Regions from separate parts of the Homo sapiens genome. Here region 1 is linked to region 2. A link is a loop called in an ENCODE intact Hi-C map of the cell type or tissue named here. Cell type or tissue: heart right ventricle. All regions are shown on one strand. Region 1 has its middle 22 kb from the start of APOBEC4. Region 2 has its middle 71 kb from the start of RGL1.

Region 1 (8,000 bases), 59 kb after region 2:
AGGAACAGAAAACTGAACGCCGCATGTTCTCACTCATAAGTGACAGTTGAACAATGAGAACACATGGACACAGGGAGGGGAACATCACACACGGGGGCCTGTCGGGGGTGGGGGGCAAGGGGAGGGATAGCATTAGGAGAAATACCTAATGTAGATGACGGGTTGATAGGTGCAGGAAACCACCACGGCACATGTATACCTATGTAACAAACCTGCATGTTCTGCACATGTATCCCGGAACTTAAAGTATAATAAAAATAAATAATAAATGTAAATATAAAAATACTTAAATCAAAGACTGGTGTGCTTTCGGATGTGAATTATAACTTAGGTAGAAATTTAAAAGGTTCTACAAGGGAAAGACTAAGTTTTAGGCTCTGCTGAAGCAACCTGACCCTCACATCTCAAAGGCATCAGCAGGAGGAGCCAGGAACAAATGATGGGCTTAGCCTTTCCTCCCTCTGATATGCTTAGGACCTATATATAAATGCTCTTCCATCCACTTTGGTACTCACGTCTCCTAGTCTTTCCACTTAAAAGCTGGAGGTGTTAATATGGCAAATGCCCAGCCCTAGCGGCTTCAGTAACTATTTTGGGCTTGTAAAAGGGGACTAACAGTGACAGTTAAGAGGTCTTTGTCTCACCCTTGGAAAGGCTGTTTTCTACCCCTTCTGTCATGCAGGTAACCAGTCAGTGTGAGACTGGATCTTCAAAGAAGCTAACCAGACCTCTCCAAAAGCCAAAGCCTTAGGAAATAGACTCATTCTTTCAAACATCACAACTTTTTTAAAAAAAGAAATCTTGCTTAGAAGAATCTTGCACTTAAGTGAGCCATAATCACACCACTGCACTCCAGCCTGGCGACAGAGGAAGACCCTGTCTCAGGGAAAAAAAAAAAATCTTGGTGTCAAAAAAAAAGAGACAAAGTAGCTCAACTCACCAACAACAAAACACAAGTGAGAGAGAAACATTCTTAAAGTTAATATGTGTTGGCCATTCACCAATTCATTCACATATTCCATTATAGTGCCTACTTTTTAGTAATAGACTATGTTAGTAATACAGAAGTAATATTTTTAACGTTGCTGATACATCAACAAAAAGTGATATAAACTCAAGTTCTCTTTGGAAGTAAGTCTGATATAAATCAATAAAAAACTCACTGATTATGGTATCATGATAGGGAAGAATATAAATCTATGGAAAGTGGGAAAATAATTCAAAGGAAGGCACTTTGGTCTTTGGTGCACCAATCTATTCCACAGAAAGCCAACTGTTTCATTGCCTAGGAGGTTACACACAGGTGCACATATTCTTTCATTCGTATGAGGAAAAGCAAATAGACATTATAGATGTTTTACAAGAAAAAAAACTGCACAGTGTCCCTCAAATTATTAATCCTCCAACCCCCAAAGTTCCACCTCATCCACATCTGCTTTAATAGTTTCATCTTTATGGAAATAATTGATATTTTAAATAAGGACTATGAGACCTCAACAGAATGATGAATTACATATGGAAGTATAATTTTATCACATCAGAAAAAAAGCCTTCCAGTTTAAAGGCTATGTTATCAAGAACCTCTGTTCAGACCTTCATTCTGAGGGTGCCCTGTTCTCCAGGTATCCTCACCACACAGACTGGATTCAAGTCCCAGCTCTCCGCCTCACTACCTACGTGACAACCTTGCTTCCCTCACCCCTAAAATGGAGATAACACCTAACTCATGGTGATGTGACATTGACCAGGGAATATACATGTGTAAAATGTTCACAACACCCCTAATTTGAGGGATACTGTGCAGTTTGTTTGCACATAATAAAGGTTCAATACATAGCAACCATTAACACTTCCACAGGGCTTTATATAAACCCTCTCTGGAAAACCCCATTGGGTAACCTCAGCTTACTTGGATTAAGACATAAAGCAACCTTTAAGGGATGTCAGCTCCCTAGGAAAAAGGACTTGAAAATAACATGAAATTGAGGATTAGTAAATATCCTGAATGACAGAATCAGAATCCAAAAGGTCTTCACAGAACAGAATGATGGGCAAATTAAACCCAGGTAATTGGGCCCAAGGGGGACAGCCTCCCCTTTGGAGTTTCTAGTCTGAAGCTAACTTCTGCCACTTGGCAAGGAAAGGAGGTATAGCAATGGGCAGCGGGCTCAGGTGAAACTTCAGTAGAAAAAAAAAGAGAGAGAGATCCCATCTTCCAAGTAAATCCAAAATTGATTAAATATTTAGTGAGAGAAGTTGTGGCTTTTATCTAGGATGGCACACAACTGAGGAAAATATTAATTCCTACTGCAAAAATACGATTTGGAATAAGCAAATCTGAGGTTCTGTTGGAGCCTTTGAGAATGAAAGGGGATACCATTAATTATGCCAGGACAATAGGTAAAAACTAGGGCTACCCTGGGCACAATGGGACATATAATCACACTATTTATACACATGCTGAAAGCTCTACATGTCTGAGTTGATGAAATGTTCAATGAATCAATAATTTGCTGATATTGCTTTAAAAATATTTGGGATTGCTAAGTGCTTATTATATGCCCTTTTCTGTCCTTTACATGTATTAACTCATTTAATACTCACAAAAAAAATCCAAAAATATTATAAAATACTGCAAATTTGAAATATGCTTATATTACAGATGAGGAAATTGAGGCATAGAGAAGTAACTTGCCCTTGGTTACTCTTCAGCTTATCTGCAGGCTTACACTGACTAAACAGAGACTCCAAAGCCAGAGGCCCCTGGGCTGTGTATTTCATCACTATGAGACACAGCCCAGGGGCCTCTGGCTCTGGAGTCTCTGTGACACATCCTCATCGATCTAATCACTTCAGGCTGCATTAAAATGCAGTGAAGTGCATTCTGCTAACCAAGAACAGGGTAGTTCTACTTGCCCCTGTTTCAGTTAGAACATAGCTAGGGACATTGTTTTTGATTCCAGGTCCCAATTTTTCATACAAACTAGATTCATTGAACTGTGTTCAGTGTGGCAAGGAAATGTGAGACTGTGATACATATGGATGAGTGGAAAGAAATGGAAATGCTTCGTGTAGGGAAGAAAAGACTTGATGGGGCATGAGAATGGCTCAACTATGTGGGTGGCATAGGGAAGAAAAGTGAGACATGTTCTATTCAGCAGCTTTCAAACTCTTTTGACCATTGAGATACAGTGCACATACATAGTTAATTATATAATTAAATAAACATAAAATCAAGACAAAGGTTTCATGAAAACTTTACTACTTGTGATATACTCTGATATTTTCTATTTTGTTCTACTCTCATTCTGTTCTATTTGTTCTTCTTCTCCTTTTATTTATTTATTATTATTTGTTTTTAGAGACAGAGTCTCTGTCACCCAGGCCAGAGTGCAGCAGTGCAATCACAGCTTATTGCAACCTTGACCTTCTGGGCTCAAGCCATCCTCCCACCTCAGCCTCCTGAGTAGTTGGGACAACAGATACACATCACCATGCCAAGCTAATTTTTAAATTATTCTGTAGAGACCTGTGCTCATTACGTTGCCGAGGCTGGTCTCAAACTCCTGGGCTCAAGTGACCCTCCTGCCTCAGCCTCTCAAAGCACTGGGATCACAGGCATGAGCCACCACATCTGGCCTTTTTCTTCTCTTTTAATGATGGTCATAACCAATTAAAATTATTTCACAACCCTGAATTTCAGCCTGAAATTTTAAAAATACTGCTCTTTATGGTCCCCAAAAAAGAAACTAAAGAGCAGAGGATAGGCATTACAGGAGAGTATATTTTAGCTCAACATAAACAGTAACTAAATAACAGCCAGAGCTGTTCAAAATTGTAAGGGATACTGCAGGACACAGAAGTTTCCCAACACTTGCAGGTGATGTAGGTATCCCATCATGGGCTGTGACTAGATTGGAAAGAATTTAAGCATTAGTTAAATGGCTGAAATAAAGGAATCCTTGGGTTCTTTCCAAATCTGAGGTTCCATTATTCTAAATCATATTTTTGTAATAGTGATAACACTTTTTCTTCAACAATGTCCATTTTCCAAAAGCCTTAGATATGTTCCAAGATACCAAAAGAGAGAAAAAAAAATGTAGGTTGGTAGGTAGGAAGGAAAGAAGGGAGGGAGGGTGGGAGGATGGAAGGAAGGAAGGAAGGAAGGATAGAGGGAAAGAAGAAAAGAAAACAAAGAGAAAAAAAAAAACCATATAGAATTGAAATGTTTCCTATGTAAATAAAAGGGTTTTTGCCTTCAAAATAAAGTCTAAAGCTCTACTTTCCCCATCCCAACCAAAATGTAAACTGGGTTCATCCAGAGTGCAAGATTCCCGAGTGCCCTGTGTAAGTAAAAGAAGAAAAAAAGGCATCTGAAAATCACTCCAGGCACTATGATTGGCTCTGATGGTTTCCTTTTGGATCATTCTGGATGATCAGCTCAGAACAGAAGAGCTGAGATTGGCTCATAAATTGATGTGTAAAATAGCTTTCAGCAGGGTTTGGTCAATTCCTTTTGACAGGTATACACATTGCAACAATCTTCAAAGGCAACTTCTGGGACAGCCGCCTAATTACTTTTGAAGATACTGCCAAGAAAGAAAAGACAGAAAATATGAAGAGAAATCTAAATAAAGACAGAATGATTGAAAGGGGGGCATTAACACAAATCCTAAAGGATGCAATTGATAGATGAAAGATTAAAGATTATATTAGACCACTATCCACCAACAATCATGCAACCTATCATTTCTGTGGGCTCACTACCGGTACATAATGCACTCTTGCCTCCAGGTATCTTATTTAATTCTCAAAGCCATCTTCATAACCAAATGCTAACTCCACTGGCAGAAGACCAGGGGTTATTCTCTGAGGAAAACTGATGTTTCAGTAATGATCTCAGCAGAGCTTCCTAAAAGAGATAGAAAAGTCCAAACTGGGGTAAATGATCCATCAAGGCTGCCAAGAGTTCTCTGGATGCTTTCCACCAAACTCAGCTTCCTTCCAAGGTCTCAGAGTAAAAAGGTTGCATGGACTACAAGAGCCACAATCCAGTCACAGCTGGTTTTATTTGATACACAGGAAGATGGCTATACATGAATTAAGCAAATTTAAAAAAAACAAAAGTGTATCCTCAACTGTAAAGGGTATCCTTCTTCCTGACAAAATCAGTGATACAGCATTTATCTTCAATTAATACTATAGGTACAAATGTTATCAATATATAATAGAAAGTATTTGGAATTTACATACTCAGTAACAAGTGTTTTTTTAATGACATATAAAGTTAGAAGCTATTTGCTCAGACCATCTTGGCATCCTAGAAATGTGAATCCTGAGCTGGACTCACTCCCATGGTGTTATAAACTGTGCTACAAACCCTCAAATCAGGGAAAGCGAGTCCTTTGTGGAAAGATGAGTCCAGGAAATAAACTGAAACCAGACCTGAGTTTAGCAAGTGAGTGAAGACAAAGACTTGGAAACACAAGAAAAAGAATAGAGGTTGACATAATTCAGGTAGGTTGGAATTCAAAGCATGCCTAGACCTTGGCAACAGAGACCAGATGGATTAAGACAAAGCCAAGACCAAGCCAAGCAGGGTGAAGGAACACATACAAGCTCCAGGGGCCTGCCAGATAGACACTTGCAAACCCAATGCACCATGTCTAAAGACACAGCAAGTTCACACTTGGTTTAGGCAGGCATCTGGAAAAGAGGATGATCCCAAAGGGTAGGGCATGGCCACAAAGGTAGAGAATGCCATCATAGCAAGACTTCTATTTCTAGCAATAGTGTGATGTAAGTACACAGAAAAACTGAGAATTGTTAAATATAACAAAGATTCTAAATGTACAGCTGAGCTCTCACGGAAGTAAGAGGAATTTAGAACCAAAATCAGAAAAAGACATAAACATAGAACTGCTGCACTGGCATCGACATTTAAGTCACACAGAGGGCATTTGTTAATATTGGTAATCAAGAAGTTCAGGATTTCACAGACATACGGAATCAACAATGAAGCCTTGGGTTTGCTCAACCTGATGAAGTAGAACAGAGCCCTTCCTTGCCCCCATGACCCCTAAAGGGCTACTCTCTAAGTGCAAAGAGATGACAAGGAATCTGTCTATCTCAGCCTACATGTTTGATGAGAGAAAGAAAAAGGTTCCCCAAACATGAGTTTCAAATTTATGCTACCTATATAGTTCAGGAACCCAAAGTTGAGACACTGATATTAAACTGGTCCAGGTCTGAAAACACACTCACAGTGCCTGTAAAAATCAAAGGCAAATTTTCTCTAGAGCAATGGTTCTCAATCTTGACTGTGAGGTTTTAAAAACACTGATGCTTCAGTCTCATACTCACAGTATCTGAGTTAACTGGTCTGAGCTTCAACCTGGCATCTTGATATTTAAAGGCTCAGTAGATTAATCTAATATGCAGGAAAATTAAAAAACACTGCTCTACACCAGGAAGAATAGCTAATGGATGCTGGGCTTAATACCTAGGTGATGGGATGATCTGTGCAGCAAACTACCATGGCACATGTTTACCTATGTAACAAACATGCACATCCTGCATACGTACCCCAGAATTTAAAATAAAAGTTGAAGAAGAAAATGGAAACATTGCTCTAGAAAGACATCCCATGAATGTAAGCCACACAGGATCCCCACCAAGTATGACTTACTAAATAAAATTTTACCACACTCAAAAAGCAATCCAGGTAAGCAAGAGTAGGTAGAAATAACAAAAAGCAGAGTTAGACTCCCAAGAACTTTAGAAAATAGAATTGTTTGTTATAGTCTATAAGAACATTTAAATTAATTAAAGACCAAAATCCCTAAAGCATGTAGAAATGATAAACATAAGCACTGGATTTTTAAAACCCCTTAAGTAGGTTAAATAGCAGATTAAAGACCTGTAGAAAGAAGTGGAGAACTAGATGACTGATCCGGAGAAATTAACTAGAATGCAGCATTGAAAAATGAATGATAATTTTTATAGCCACTGCAAAAGAGAAATGAAGAATCACATAGAATAAATGAAAATGTTCAACATATACCAAATCTATGTTCCAAAAGATGGGAAAAGAGAGAAATATTTTTATCTGTTGAGAACAGAGAAACATTTCTCTGTTGAGAAAATAAGACTCAGAAAATAATGACTATTTTTCTGAATTAATGAAAAATAAGAATCATGAAATTTGGGTTTTAAGCAGGATAAATCCATACCTAAACACATCATAGTGAAATTAAAATATCAAAGGTAAGGGCTGGGCGCCATGGCTCATGCTTGTAATCCCAGCACTTTGGGAGGCCGAGGCAGGTAGATCACCTAAGGTCAGGAGTTTGAAACCAGCCTGGCCAACATGGCGAAACCCCATCTCTACTAAAAATACAAAAATTAGCCAGGCATGGTGGTGGGTGCCTGTAATCCCAGCTACTCAGGAGGCTGAGGTAGGAGAATCGCTTGAACCTGGGAGGCAGAGGTTGCAGTGAGCCAAGATCGCGCCACTGCACTCCAGCCTGGGTGACAGAGCAAGGCTCTGTCTCAAAAAAAAAAAAGAAAAAAAAAATCAAAGGTAAGGAATGTTTCTTAAATGTCACAAAGAAAAATTATCTATAATGAAACAACTAGACCGACAATGAATTTCTCAACAGCAACCACTTGGAGGATTTTCAGAGCTCACCATATGCCCTACTGAGTCTACAGCCATAATACTTCCTCTCAGCTTCCATATACTCTACCTAATTGGAAAACCAGATTGAACTGAGTTTAGCTCCATTTGGAAGAAATTGGGACAAGAGAAGCTGAAAATGGTGATAATTTAAATATCAAATTTCTTGATAAATGTGGTATCTTTGGAGATTTATGGGGCATTAGCTATCCAAATGAAGAAACTACAGAGTCCCATCCACTCTTCATTCCCTTTCTGTCAAATGGCAAGCTTAGAAGAAACTAGTCTTTCTAAATTGATATAGTAAATGCTTCCTTTCACT
Region 2 (8,000 bases):
ATTCCGCTAAAAAGAGCTAGAAGTCTATGTGACAGAGTCATTTTTTTGTTAAAATTAAAATAGGAGGCATATGTAGACTTTCCACTACCTCTGATATACTGTGCATCTTATAGTTGAACTGCTGACTTCTTTCTTTTTCTTTCTTTTTTTTTTTAGACGGAGTCTTGCTCTGTCGCCCAGGCTGGAATGCAGTGGCGTGATCTCAGCTTACTGCAACCTCTGCCTCCAGGGTTCAAGCGATTCTCATGCCTCAGCCTCCCGAGTAGCTGGGATTACAGGCATCTGCCACCACCTCCAGCTAATTTTTGTATTTTTTAGTAGAGACGGGGTTTCGCCATGTTGGCCAGGCTGGTCTGGAACTCCTGACCTCAGGTGATCTGCCTGCCTCGGCCTCCCAAAGTGCTGAAATTACAGGCATGAGCCACCGCACTCAGCCTGCCTTCTTTCTTAAAACACATAGTCAAGGCTTACAAGACAACCTCCAGGCAAATACCATAAATAATGGGCCCCTTCAACAGAATCATCAGATAATATGAAATCACTGTAAACCTAAAAGGCAAAATTTTCTGTTCTAGTTAAGAATTGGTCTAAAATATCGTAAGCCTTACGGACTCCTTTGGAAATCAATTTTGAAGAATTTTTAATTTAAAACACCTGATACCCAAAACAGAATTTTGTTTAAACAACTGGATGGTAAAATCAGCCTTAAGTTGGGAGTGGGGTGAAAAAAGGAACCTGTATGTATATAAAGGCAAATCTGATCAGAGAGCATAAAAGCAAAATTTTTCTCAAAAATTAAAAAAGAAAATTGTTTGGGAATTTTTTTGTAATTGTAAAAGGATTGTGATTGCATACTGCCTCAACCTTATGAAGCACAGAAATAAAATTAAAACAGGGAAGACAGGTGGGATGGAAGAAAGATGTGCTTGCTTGACACTGAGAAACAATCTGCAGATGAGAAAGCCATGGAAAGATTTTTTTTTTTTTTTTTGTAGAGATAGAATCTCACTATGTTGCCCAGGCTGGTCTCACCTGGGCTCAAGTGATCCTCCTGCCTCAGTCTCCCAAAGTACTAAGATTACAGGCATGAGCCACTGTGCCTAGTCTTCTTTTTAAAATATTTACTAACACTATGCTTATAATATCTATAATATGTAATCATAACTTATTTCTTCTATTCCTTCCAAAATAATCATTGACAGGAGGTCATAACATTTTCCATGGTCATAACAAAGGGCGCAGCTGATGGCTTCATACCCTAAGTGATCATTATGCACCAAAAGTAAATGAGCAGCTTCTCAGAGGCTAATCTTGAAAACGTTAAGTATTAAAATAACAATCTAAGAACACAATAACTTGCCATTATTAGTGTCTGTTCTTGCTATCAGATAAAAATTATCCATCACTTCCATGGATGCCCTTTTTTTGAAACATGGCTTTAAAAGTAAGTGCTAGGACACAACTCCACTCAAGTCTGTATTTATTTTATTAACCTCCATGCTGAACTTTGTTTGATACATCATTTTGTAATTTATTGAATTTTACTTTCCTTCTTATAATAAATAGCATATGAGACATCCCTCACAAATCGTTATTTTTTTCTCCTCCTCCTCCTCTTTAAATGGTTTGGAAGGAAAAGAAAGTGTTTAAAATTCAGAAACTTATTGAAATGATTTGGTGCTTCTTATCTTTATCTATTAGGGTCATGCTTTTCTTCTTCCTCTGCAGACTCCCTTATATGTGATAATATTTCTGCTTATTTTCCTTTTGCTTCTACCTGAAGAAATCTTTCAATTTTTCAAACTCAACTCAGATTTCTTCTAATCTTGAAAATGTCTGGCATTTACCCTGTTCCAGTCCCTTCCCATGATTATTTGTCTTTCTGCCATTTCTTTCCTCCTACATTCTCTCTTCCTCATTCCTCTTCCTAATGAGCTGAGGTCCTGTCCAGATAAGATAGGTTTGTTTATCTTTATATCCTACTATCTTCAACTCTTCCACCTAGAATGCTATCAAGAGCAGTCTTTGCATTTTAGTTTTACTCAAAGGTTCAGAATTGCCTAATGCAAAGTGCACTGAAATTCTAGTCACAAGACCTGAGTTAAAATCATGAAGCTACAGTTAATTCTCTGTGTAACCATTAAGCAAGCCATTTCACCTTTCTTGGCCTCAGTGTCCTTATCTTTAATATGAATAGGCTACAAGACTGCTGAGACCTCTTACAGTTACAAAAGTAAAGCATTCACCTCCCTCAAATGTAGAAAGCAAAACTAATGTGCATTGAATTATTTTTCCAGAAGAACTGAAGGCTCCAAACTACTAAACAAAACAGTGAAAGGTGATTTCGGTGTTTCACTCACGTATTGTACTTATTCCCATATTATGCATTCACTACTCAAAAGTCAAACAAACAGTATGATATTAAAATAGCCTCTTTACATACATGTATATAATATCGGGGTTTTGACTATTCAGAGATAACCCAAAACTCTGACATGTAGTCTATTGTAAGTGTGCTGAGGCTTTTTAAAGCTGCTATTTGGACATGCTCACCCATCCTTAGCATCTAACTCCTGGTTTGGTGGTAGACTTCTCTAACCATGATTGCTATTGTGATATCTACAAATTGTGGGATCCAAGAAGGTCTCAAGATACAGCCTCCTAATTGTGGAGGGGGCATGACAGTGATCTCACTAGTCTATTTCTTCTGAGAACACAGAGAGAAGCAGCTATCCAGAATCAAAGATGACCATATGAAAATGGAAACTGGGGCACAGACAGACATCAGAAGGGAAGGACTCCAGAAAGCCACAGCAGAGAGACAGATTCCTACTGCCCTGAGAAAGGAAGCCCATTAGATAATTTCGTAGTAATACTAAATGTTGCTTGTGTTTGAAGTGGAGGTATGAGTCAATGTACTAGGAGGTAAGAGAGCAACAGATTCCTATTATCTCTTCCTCTTTGGAATCTCAGCAGCATTTCAAGTCTATCTATATAAGGCAACTCAGTTATATCCTGAGTATTGCTTTTTTTGCTTTCCATAACTTACTCTGGTCTCCCCTGCTAGCCTGCCAGCTCTTTAAGAGCAAGATTAGACATAAGTTTGTTACACTGCTTCAATTTTTTACAAAACTCCATCACCCTTTTAAAAAATAGATTTTTACTTTTTTATTAAAGAAAATGTACTGGAAGAAGGAATTAAGCATTCAACATGATAATGTATTTTGGAATAAATGTCAATCATTGGGCAACCATTTTCAAAGGAATTTTAATTATATAGTGTCTCCAAATGCTGAGCAAGGTTGCACAATACTGTCTGTGGAGTTAGAAGTGACTCTGGGAGCAACTGTCTCCTGTTAAATGTAGAAAATTAAAGAAGTGTAAGGCATTCTTGCTTTATTCCAGTTGATATTTTAAAAGACTGGTCCAACTGGTCTTCAAACCACATACTTTCTCCCCCTTACTGATAGTATTTGGCCAAAGTTTTTAATAATTAAAAAAAAAAGAAAAATCCAGAGTGGGTTTGTACTACCCTGTGACCCTCCCTGGAGAAACGCTGCTCAGCAATCCCTGCTTTGCTCAACAATCCCTGCTCGGCACAGAGGGCCAACACAAGGAAAACAGTTGGGCTCCCTTCCTAGTCTCCATTCAGTGCAGCCGTCTGGTCACAAATCTGCAAAGACAGACGTGGGGAAGGGAGAGGATACTTAACAGAACAGAGCTGAGATCACAAAAAAATATCCTTTAGCATTCTAAGAGAGATAGAGGGAATTCCAGGGGACTGCCTTTTTTATTGCCTATATTTTTATTACGATAAAAAGTTCAGTAATTATGTTGCTGGAAAGCATGAAACAAGACAAAACTGTAAATCACATGACTGTCCCAGGCTCAAATGTTTCACAATTCTGTAAACACCAGCTTTAACTGGCTGAATGAAGGCAAAATGCAAAAACCATTAGGAGAGCATCATCCAGTTCAATAGTCACAGGCTAATTTTTATCAAGTTGAAGGAAATTAAGCTGATTTAGATCATAGCAATCCTTTAGGTCTCAACAATAACAACAGCAACATTGACAACACAACCCTCTCCACCACAGTGCATTCAATATTTACTACACCAGATACTGGGCTAGCATGTTACAAGCCTCAGTTTATCCTCAGAAGCTCAAATCAAGAGAGATTATGGAATAAGCCTTAGGGTTTCTCTCCAGTTATCCTGACCCAGAGCTGTGCCCTCACCACTCCACTCCACTGCTATCCTTTAATAGTCAGTGTTCCACTTACAAAATAACATCATGTAGATGTTCAAAAATCTGAGTTCCTAGGAATCTGAGCTCTCGAAAGGATTCAGAGGTGGACTTCTCACGGGAGGAATGCAAAGATCTAGAAATGTTAGATTCACAGGGGAAAAAATCTGTTGAGTTTACCAGTTAATACACAAAATCATTTTAACTAGCTTCCGAATCGACTAGCCCTTCCACATTTCAGGTTAAAGAGCAATCTGTTCTCAATCTTTTACTTCACCATAAACAGAAATTGAATCTATTTAATTACAGTCACTTTACTAAGCCAGAGGAAAATGGAAGGTCCCAATGGGGAAAAACTCTTTCAAGAAAACACTTCTGGGAGAGCATGTAGAGTGAGCTGGCTCTAAGCCAATCCTTATCCCTTCTCACAGTCTCTAAGTAGCAAGAACACCATGATTTTCACATATACCATATACTGCCAAATATCATTCCTCCTTCATTTGATCAGATAACACCTTATCCCATTACAGAAGACCCTTTAATTAGTGTCACATAATAATGATCTAGTTAGTGTTGAAGACCAAAACACCAGTTTGCTAGATTAGCTAGGTGCAAGAAGCTTTATACACAGAGTAGCATTTTTATTCCTATCTAACTATGTTGTTCCTTCTCTGAATGGGAATAAATCCTCTGGAATGGAAATAAATCCTTGTAAGTGGTGCTAAGGACAAAGGAATTGGTCCAATACTCATCCAGCAGGGGAGAGGGCAGAAGCTATGTGCCTTAGTTAGAATGAGTTATACTACTACTGGCTCAACATGGCAAACCTTTCCCATGTGGGATCAAAGACTCAATAACCCAGATGAACACAGGAACACAGGGACAATGAAACCAAGGGGAAACCACTAGAGATGCTGCTTCCTGACGCTGCCTTTTGCATAGATCTTGTGACTTTTCCCTGATGACCTGGTGCCCAAAAGCGAATACAAAGTCAAAGCCATATCTTACAGAATCCTGAAAAACCCTCCCAAAGACTTGAGCTTGACATAACATAGTGACATTTTTATCAGTAAATTCAGTAAAAACTGTTGTGTTGGTCACGATCCATGTATACTCAAGAAGATACAATCCCTATTTTTAATGAGAGCCCCATTTGTCCTTTAGCAAACCCCGTAAGGACACTCCAACATTAAAAAAAAATTTGTTTCCATGTTTTTTTCCTCTTACTCAGAGCTCTGTGAGGGTGTACTGTACCATATAGAATGCATCCTGCATTCATAAATATATATCAGAGGAGAAGCAGCTGTTGAATTTAACCTCGATAGTCCATTAAGGATGAAACCCTCGCATTATTTTAGAGTGAACCAAAAGGTTTTAAGCCTAAATGAAGCCTTTGAGAACCAAATTCTACTCTCAAATTTCAAACGGATTTTCAAAACATGTTTAGAAACTGCTTTGCATAGCAACGGAGTCAGAGTATTTTCAACTCAGCCTATGGGAAGGACCTTACTGGGATACATTCAATGGTTACTCAATTAGAACCTATTTTTTTTCTTTAAAATTGCAAATATTCGTAGCAAAACCAAGCCTGGCTTTCTCATCAGGCCTTCACAATAGCACCAGCTGTTCATCACAGTCTTTCCAAGGGCTGCATTAAATGACTTGTGTACATCTGCGGGGCTTCTGTGTTTGATCCTAGATTATATTTTCACTAAGGTTAAGGGTTAGAGTTTTGACAGATGTGGCTGTGTTCTAATTGGCCCATTTTATCTGGCCCTTTTCCACACACATACAGTATTCGATAGCCAAGTTTGTGAAATGCCTCAATTTTGATACTAACAAATGAGGGGTGGATGGAATGTAGGGCTTGAGCACTCGGTTGGGTGTCGGCTTTAGTTTCAGAGTCCATATGAAATCCATGCCAACATCTGTCTGGGGGGAAAGAGGATCATTTCATTCCATGTTACCATTTCATTCCAACTGGGTTACAGTTTCTTTTCTCTTCCTTTTATTCTTCCCTCCTTAAACTTTTACAGGACTTTCCATTTTTTTCATTGCCACAGATTGACCTTGCTATTTCCCATAAACCAAAGTGTAAACTTGAACTAAGATTGTATCTTGCGTTCTGACACCTTAGCACAACAGCAATCATGCAAATATAAGATTTAGCATTCCTGACTTTCTAGCTGGAGGGTTAGTGGGCCAATCTGACTGACTATAACAAGATGGCAAATTTGCAGGGACATGACGTGTAGTTTCCTTAAATCTCACCTAGCACCATGCTGTCACAGGAAGGAAGAAGTCCCTAAAGTTTTACGTAGCTATAGCCTAATTATTGTGCGAGGTGTGTATGGGGCAGGGCGAAACAAAGATAAGTTAAGCCTGTGTTCTCCACTAATTGGCCCTTGAGCTGGGAGTTCTTAATCTCAATTCCTGGGAAGTCTACAATCGTATGAGAAGAAAGAGATACATTTCAAAATGATAGATTATATTTCAAACTGACAGGATAGGTGTTAGAAGAGAGAAATACACAAGTGTATTACACTGAGAGCTCTTTGAGGTAAGTATTAATTCCCCATCCAGATGAAACTGAAGCTCAGAGAAATTAAGTGAATTGCCCAAGGTCACAGAGCAGGGTCCAAATTTGAAAACAGATCTGTCTGACTTAGAACAAAGCTTTCATTTTCATTTTGTCATGGCCTTTCAAAATTTTCACAGAATTGTGGCCATGTTACTATTTGGCTTTGTAACTTTAATGCTTAAGGAGAAACACTAACTCTCTGTAATAAGGTAGCAGGGGAAAGGCCAAGAGGGTTATCTGAAATTGTGCTTCCTTATCTGTGCTACCTTTTCTACCAAAGCTGAGAGTCAGTTTCTTCTACCTCCCTTCATATTCTATTTTATCAGCTCCTCCACATTCTCTAGTGCCTATCACACTTCCTCTGCCCTGCCCTTCAAGAGCTAAATAATTATTCCACTACTAAAAAGAAGTGGCAGAAAACAGAAGCAAAAATTGGACAGTCAGTTATTTCACTTCTTATTCACATATGTAAATTTTTGCCACAGAAATATGGTAACCTGTAAGTCTAGTTATTTTTAAGCCTTCTTTAAAACAACATATGGAATCTATTATAATATTCAATGACTTCACTTTTGCTTCTGCTCTAGAGATTGATGGGTTTATGATTTATAGCTCAAGTGAATTCAATTCTCAGGTTCATTGCTCCAATTTTGGTTGACATTGTTTCTGGATACCACAAAGATATTAATTGTTAACTTCATTGTGTACTGAAAAATGACTTATACACTTGCAAAACTTAAGTGGACTCAGAGTTACAACTTCTATGCACCCACTCCATTTGTCCACTTCAGACGGGACAAAAAGAAAGTGTGTTTTACTCTTTTGTGTGCCCTTAAAAGGAATTCGAGGCTTGTTACTTTGAAAGCATAATATCATGAACAGGATGAAGTATAGTGAAATTAGATCCAAATAGTTTTGAGGTCTTACCTGAGAAATAAGTACATTGATTAAGTCAGCCTAGAAATCTGTCAACAGCCTGCCTGGGTGAAGGTTGATTAAATCTCTCCCTCCTTCCCTGTTTCATTGCCACAGACCTCCAGAGTTGTTTAGATTCTACTCTAGTTCCTACTGGACCAATTAGTCAAAATTATGTTCTGTACTCTCCAAATTAAAATCTGGCAACACTAGCCTTCCATGTATAATGGACTGTCATAGTTGGTTTCCTGTAACCA

Evidence for each region. Hi-C counts contacts between places; a loop is a spot of excess contacts. Peaks named below come from ENCODE experiments on the same cell type or tissue, not always from the same donor. Only the 100,000 strongest peaks of a DNase experiment are listed, where the experiment ranks them.
Region 1: it touches region 2 in a loop (2.1-fold over the local background); 2 of 110 quality-filtered maps call a loop at or near these places.

The regions. Positions count from the first base shown.
Region 1 is chr1:183,671,504-183,679,503 of GRCh38, reverse strand. It overlaps a transcript of RGL1 not described here. Among named protein-coding and RNA genes, the nearest start is that of APOBEC4, 22 kb to the right of the region's middle. In heart right ventricle, no CTCF peak of the experiment used is centred here; a DNase peak (open chromatin) is centred at 4,975.
Region 2 is chr1:183,730,574-183,738,573 of GRCh38, reverse strand. It overlaps a transcript of RGL1 not described here. Among named protein-coding and RNA genes, the nearest start is that of RGL1, 71 kb to the left of the region's middle. In heart right ventricle, no CTCF peak of the experiment used is centred here; a DNase peak (open chromatin) is centred at 3,623; H3K27ac peaks cover 3,883 bases.